Regions from separate parts of the Mus musculus genome. Here region 2 is linked to region 1. The links are chromatin contacts, found by Hi-C in ENCODE. All regions are on one chromosome and are shown on one strand. The core of a region is the stretch at or near the end of the contact, and the rest is flanking DNA. Distances in the headings are between cores, read along the strand shown.

Evidence for each region. A loop is a pair of places that touch in the nucleus more often than their neighbours do.
Region 2: a map of heart shows a loop between it and region 1 (2.5-fold over the local background). The contact joins the enhancer-like site here to the promoter of B130024G19Rik in region 1. A Hi-C loop is called at or near these places in 2 of 37 maps with a recorded cell type or tissue (both heart).

Annotation. Positions count from the first base shown.
Region 1 is chr7:70,363,741-70,366,830 of GRCm38, forward strand. B130024G19Rik (RIKEN cDNA B130024G19 gene) reads left to right here and starts at 1,643. Exons shown (of 11, transcript NR_045850.1): 1 at 1,643-1,751. It also overlaps a transcript of Nr2f2 not described here.
Region 2 is chr7:70,623,408-70,626,497 of GRCm38, forward strand. No RefSeq gene overlaps it. Among named protein-coding and RNA genes, the nearest start is that of Gm35894, 38 kb to the left of the region's middle. Within about 2 kb of position 1,529, at least 1 of the 3 ENCODE cell types and tissues checked has a DNase peak (open chromatin) inside an H3K27ac peak, as active enhancers do; it is heart, where a contact is called at or near this core.

The sequences.
Region 1 (3,090 bases), core at 393-2,892:
GCACTTCTGGCTGATTAGAGACACCATATAACTTTCTCCTACAGAGAATAAGAAAGATAGAAAATAAGTCATTTCAGAGAATTGTGGGTCTTTAAAAAAAACTTCTCTGATTTAAGGAATTATTTGATACTGCAAATGTCAGATTAGAGGCAAGCTCAGCATATAGTGAGACTGAGGCTGACACAGGAAATTTAATAGGTAGCCCCATCTCGACTTAATAGATGAGCATAATTGATTATGGAGAAATGTTAATCTTGCCTCTCCAGTGCAGCCATTTCCATGTCAAGATTACTTTTTACACATACACACACACACACACACACACACACACACACACACGAAGAGGTGATTTTTGAGGAGAAGCTTCGTGTGTGTGTTCCTCATTTTTCAAGCTAAAGAAATTATAGACTTCAAATATATATATATATGTATATATATATATATATATATATATATATGTATATATGAATTGTAGAATTACAGCCAGCTAGGCACATAACTACCACAGAGTTAGAGGTGCTTCACTTTGTATTTTAGGACTCATTTAGCTATAGAAATGCTGTTTAGAAAGGGAAGGGAAAAAAATCACCACATGAATTGTAATTAATTTTACTGAGAGAATGAAGAGACAGGACAGCCGAATTGGGGATGGGGAGGAGCAAAAATATTTTTAAATGCCCTTCTTAAAGATGCTCAGCTGTCTTAACTCTAAGATTTAAAAGTCCTAAAATTAAAAGATACAACTCTATATGTTATTATTTTTAAAAACTCAGCCAAGCCCTTTACTGCAAATGTAAATCTATTTTAATGAGAATGGTGGCAAGCTTTATTTGACTGGTCAAAGTTAGGGGAAAACATTTGTCTTAATATGAAAAAAATATATATCCTCAGCTCCCAGGAATATGGTTTCCTTGCAGAAAGTGGTTGGCTAGTCTGTAATTCTTTACAGATTAAATCACAATATGAATACAGACCCCAGCAATTCCGAGTTTAACTCTGAGCTCAGTAGAATCCAGGATCCATTGAATTTCTCCTTTCCCTCAATCTAGTCGTGTGTGTTTTTCTCTTCCACCACACTGGAGCTCCGTGAATAGAGAAGGGGCTTCCATTGTGTCCCTCTGAACTTCCAAGTCAATGCAATTTTTAACCACTGGCTTGTGGTACTTTGAAAATCACCAGGGGCTGTCAGAGTTGGGTCCTCTGAAAAATTTACAGTGCTAAATCAGAGCATATGCTGGGAGGGAAAAAATTGCTTAAGATTGAAGTAAGTGCAGTATCTGTCTGCCCCCTAGTGTAAGAGTCCTTGCTGCCTAAAATCCAACTTTAAAAGAAAAGGAGCCCTTAAAGGGAAACGACTTGGGGCTCACGTAGGCATAGGAGAATGAAACTTCTGTACATTTTAATCTGAATAATTCTTCAGGATTGAAAATTATTTGGTTGTGGCTTGGTTGGACTGTGCTGGGATCTCGCTGCCTCTACGTTTCCGGAGTCTCTAGTGAAGAGATGATTTTTTTTTTTTTTGAAACTGGGTTTATGTGCGTCCCCCTCACCCCTCCTCTCTTTTTTCTTTCTGCCTCTGTCGTCTCTCTCGCTGGCTTTTTTTTTTTTTTTTTAATGAGGAACCGTTCCATGAACATTTTGCACAGAGCACAGAATTGCTTCTAAAGTCAGCCCGGCGCAGTTGCAATAGACAGCAAAAAGGTAAACGTTTGCCTGAAATCCGCACGCCAGCTTCACCACCCCGCCCGATGGTGAGTACCCTTCTCCTTGAGATTCTCCTAGCTTAACAGAGCGCTCTCCTTCCGGAACCGCGGCCGAGGGCGCCAGGCAAGGCTTTGGTCCCTGCCTGCCTGCCTGCTTGCCTGCCTGCATGTCAGCTGCACAAGGTTGCAAAATGAAGCGCAGAGGCAAATCGAACAGGAAATTCTGATACCCAAAGCCAGCCTAGCAGCCCCTTCGCTAGCAAACCTAGACAATCTGCTGCTTGGAAAACCAGGCATATAGGATTGGTTTTCAGTCAGTTCTATGGAAGGAAATGAGTTTGAGAAGACAGGACGAGGAGATGGGAGGCAACCGCAGTCTTTATGCTTCGGTTTAATCATATTTTGGCAGCTTTGCAATTGTATCCCCCCCTTCCACCTCTGCTACCACATACATGTAATAAAATATGGCAACGCACTGAATTGACTGCCCCCACCCTCCCCCAGACCCCTTCAACCACAGTCCGAGGCATTGCATACACGTTAGCAAAGCGATTTTCTGAAAAGCCCCAAGTCATCCCCAACCCCACACAGCACAAGGAGAAAAGTGAGAAAGAAGAGAAAGAGAAAAAAATACAGTAAGCAAACATACCAAAACCATATTTGCCTTGTTCAAGGTCCCAAACCGCTTGCATCTTCCTTCTAAACTGGAATAACTCTCCTTTAGTTTGGCGGGTGAAATAAATGCTTTGTTGGCCCCCTGAAAAGATGTGTCTTTGATAATTAAAGAGACTCTCCTCCTCGGTGTTTATCTAAGCGATTGTGCAAACTGATAAAAAAGTAGGCATTAGTCTGCAGGGAAAAAGAAAGGTGAAAGAAGAGATCTTCCACCTCAAGGAACTGCTTCCCTGTGTACCAGGCGCTCTCAGCCGTTGGAAAAGCCTGCACACTAACTTTAGAGAGAGAGAGACAGCTTCAGGGAGCTTTGTACATAGCTGCTGAGGAATGCAAGCCTCGCCTTTAAGAAAAAAAAACCCCAAACCGTAGGTAGGAGCTGTCTGGAGTGATCCTTGTCTCTCATCTGATGCCTTAGAAGGAAGAGTGCGTTGTTACACCTTGTTTGGGGCTGGAAAGAGGAGACTTTAAAAACACCCTTCCAATTGAAAAAAAAAAAAAAATCTCCCAACTTAATGAGTTTAGTCGGAGGCTGGAGCAACCCGGCTCAGTCTTAGCAGAAAACCGAAAACAACTATAGGCAATATTGCAAAGCAGGACAACCCCGAGGCACAGCCAAATTCCACCATTTGGGGTTGAGAGGGATGGAAGCTAATCCTAAAGCAAGTTGGGGGGGAAAAACCAGAGGGGGGGGGGAGCTGCAGCCTAAGACTGG
Region 2 (3,090 bases), core at 279-2,778, 260 kb after region 1:
TGTAAAGAAGGAGTCATTTTAGAATGTTTTGTGTAAAGATATTTGTGGAGATGTTACAGTTTGGAAATATGGATCACAGACCTTATGGTGCCCTAGACAGTGTATTAGAATAGTTTGTCTCAGCCCAGGGGTAGTGAAGCATGCCTTTAAGTCCAGAACTCCAAAAGCAGAAGCAATAGGACCTCTGTGATTTTGAGACCAGCTTGGTCTGCAAAGCTAGTTCAGGAGTAGGCTTTGTTCCATAGAAGAATTCTGTCTTGAAAGAAAAAAATAAGAAGAAAAAAAAGGAAAGAAAGAAAGAAAGAAAGAAAAGAAGAGAAAAAGGAAAAGAAAAAGAAAAAGAAAAAGAAGAAAAGAAAATGAAAATGAAAAAGAAGCAGAAAGAGAAAGAGAAAAAGAAAAAAGAAAAGAAAAAGAAAGAGAAATACCCTGCCTTGTTAGTCTCATAATAATATCAAAGACCTTTTTAGACCTTCTTAAGGAAATCACCTGGACTCCAAGTAAGCTCATTTTTCTTTTGAACAGCTCACCCTACTTGGCTAACCTTTTACCTCCCTGACCCCCTCAGTATCTCCTGGAGTAAATCAGGGGCATACTTCAGGTGACAAAAATTAGGTGAAAAGAAGCAAAAATATTTACACTTTCTAAAAGCAGAAATCAATTTGTCCGAGGCCTGGCCTTGATTGGAGGTATGTCTGCTTCACTGGTTAGAGCACGAAAGGGATTATGGGATTCTGCGTTTGTTGATCTTCACGTGGGTTGTATTCAGGAATTAAGCAGGCTGGAGGTGGGTCTTAGAAAGCCCAGGGATCACCCAGGCTGGGAGCTGAGCCAGGTGAGGGCTTGGCAGGTTCCCCAGTGTAAGAAGAAGCTAGAGAGCTGCTGTCTGCCTGCTTCAAGTAGGAAATTTAAATATCTGTTTGTCTGCCTGGAACGAATAACAGATAGGGAGCTGGCTTCCAGCTCATACACTGCCACTAACCTTTCCAAGTCACTTTAGGCACCTTTCTTTAATCTTCTCGCCTGCGGTTTTGGCTGCAGACTCAAGGGTATTCACCAGGGTGCAGGGCAAAGTCCCCTACAACAATAAAATCTTTGGAGGGCGATTGTTCCAAATATTAAACGTGACTTCCCTGTGGTTAACGACCCTAGGACAGCTGTGGTTCTTTGCTGAGGCCCCGAGATGTTAACTATCTCTGTTCGTCGGGTTGGGGGGCAGGGAAGTGTCCTTGCTACTAAACCAGGAGGAGGAGAGTTCTCCAAGATGCCTACGGCTGACCTTCTGACCCGGCTAGGCAGCTGCTCTCCCCGCCCCCACCCTGCCCTTCCAGTCTCCACTGCTGGAATTTTCATCAGCTTTGCAGTAGACTGCCTGAACAGCCAGGGCTTTTGGACTATGAACTCGCAAGTTGGGGAGCAAATGCCAGGGCACCCAGGGCTTGCCTCTTCTGGGCACTTTTCACTGACTCTTCAGTCAAGGAGTGAGAGAGAAGTGGAGGTCTGGGCTGTTTAACAGTGGCGTCTTTATCTGCTTCACCCACCGCTGACCAGGGCAGCTCTAGAGTTATCAGAGTGTCATTAACAGGGACAGCTGCTGGTAAACAGAAGGATGTGGACACCGGCTCTCCAGTCAACAGGAATTTAACTCTAATCTGCTCCTTACTTAAAGAAACACCGCTCTCCTCTCTGTGCAGGGCCAGCGTGTGTTTATCTCCTTTAACTTTCAGATAGAAGACTGGCATGGGCTCAGGAAACCCCCGCCGGCTACAAAATTAATAAGGTGTTAGGGACATGCACCTTAGGTCGATTGGAGGAGACGCTTGCCCCAGAGAAGGGTGCGGGGGGGGGGGGGGGAGGAGATCTCACCCAGGAGTTGTCTGCCTAGCTGGAAACCGATCCTACATATTTATAAAGGTAAACTTGGCTCGCGGCCAAACGCCTGCATTTAAGTGATTAACAAATGCGTCTCTTTAAGCGGACACCTCTTGTTCTAAATATATTTGACAAGAATGCGAAGAGTCATCTGGTGGGCAGAGAGGGAGCAGCTCCGGCCTTCTCTGGCTAGGCTGGCAAGCCCGCCCGGGCCGTGCTCCTGCACGCTCAGTGCCAGCCGAGTTCACGTCGCTGGTGGGCAGGCTGCCAGAGCCAGCGGCTCCCCACTGTTTAACGACAACGGATTTACGGCTTCCCTCCATATTGGTGTTATTTTGTATAAACAAGGTTAACACTCCTTTTAAATTAAATGCACCACCTGGTGACTGAATGGCTGACCTTGCCAGCTTCACCTGCCCTGCCCTAGATCGGGTTCTAGCTCTTCTGTCTACCTGTAGCTCCTTGGAATCGACCCTGCTTCCCTTTTAAAGAGACGGAGCTCCTGGGGGCAGGGGAGACTGGCAGGCCACTAGCCCTGGGTCCCGGACCTGATGGGATCAGAAGGGTCTGGAAGTATGACATGCACCCCAAATCCTTCTAAGTCCCAGATCAGACTGTGACCGGTTGACTCTGTGCCCGCAGAGTCCGGAGGAAGGTCCTTCAGAGCTCTGAGGCGGGCCCCCAAAGAGAGCTCTCCAGAGGAGGTCGTGTGGTGAAAGAGATCTTTGTGTTGTTGCACTGAGGCAGTAGTACTGATCTTGTACAGGGCTCTCAGCCTCTTCCCCACCCTCTAGGAATGTGAACACCTGGAAAAATTCTCCTGGCTTTACTTGGAAGAAATTTAATGGTGTAAACAAACGCAGCAGGAAGTCCCCTTTGATACAGAAGGCAGTGGGATGGCATGCTGAGCCAAGGGGGCTCTGCCTGCCAAGGTCCATTCTGAAAACATTTCAAGAATAGCTTGGAGTTGTCTAGGAAAATTTAGGTGGACTGCTTGGCAGTAGAAATCTCTAGAAACTCCATCTAGTAACTTCCAGCAAAACACACTTGAGTTACTCATTTAATTGGCAGCATGGCGGCCACCTTGCCTTGACTTTTATTTTTTTTTAAATTTGCCAGTGTCACAATAGGGCAAAATTACCCCCGTGGTCTTTGCTATGCCATGTAGCATGAGGTATTCTAGACAAGCTGTCAGCCCTATTGCTAGGCAAACATGGA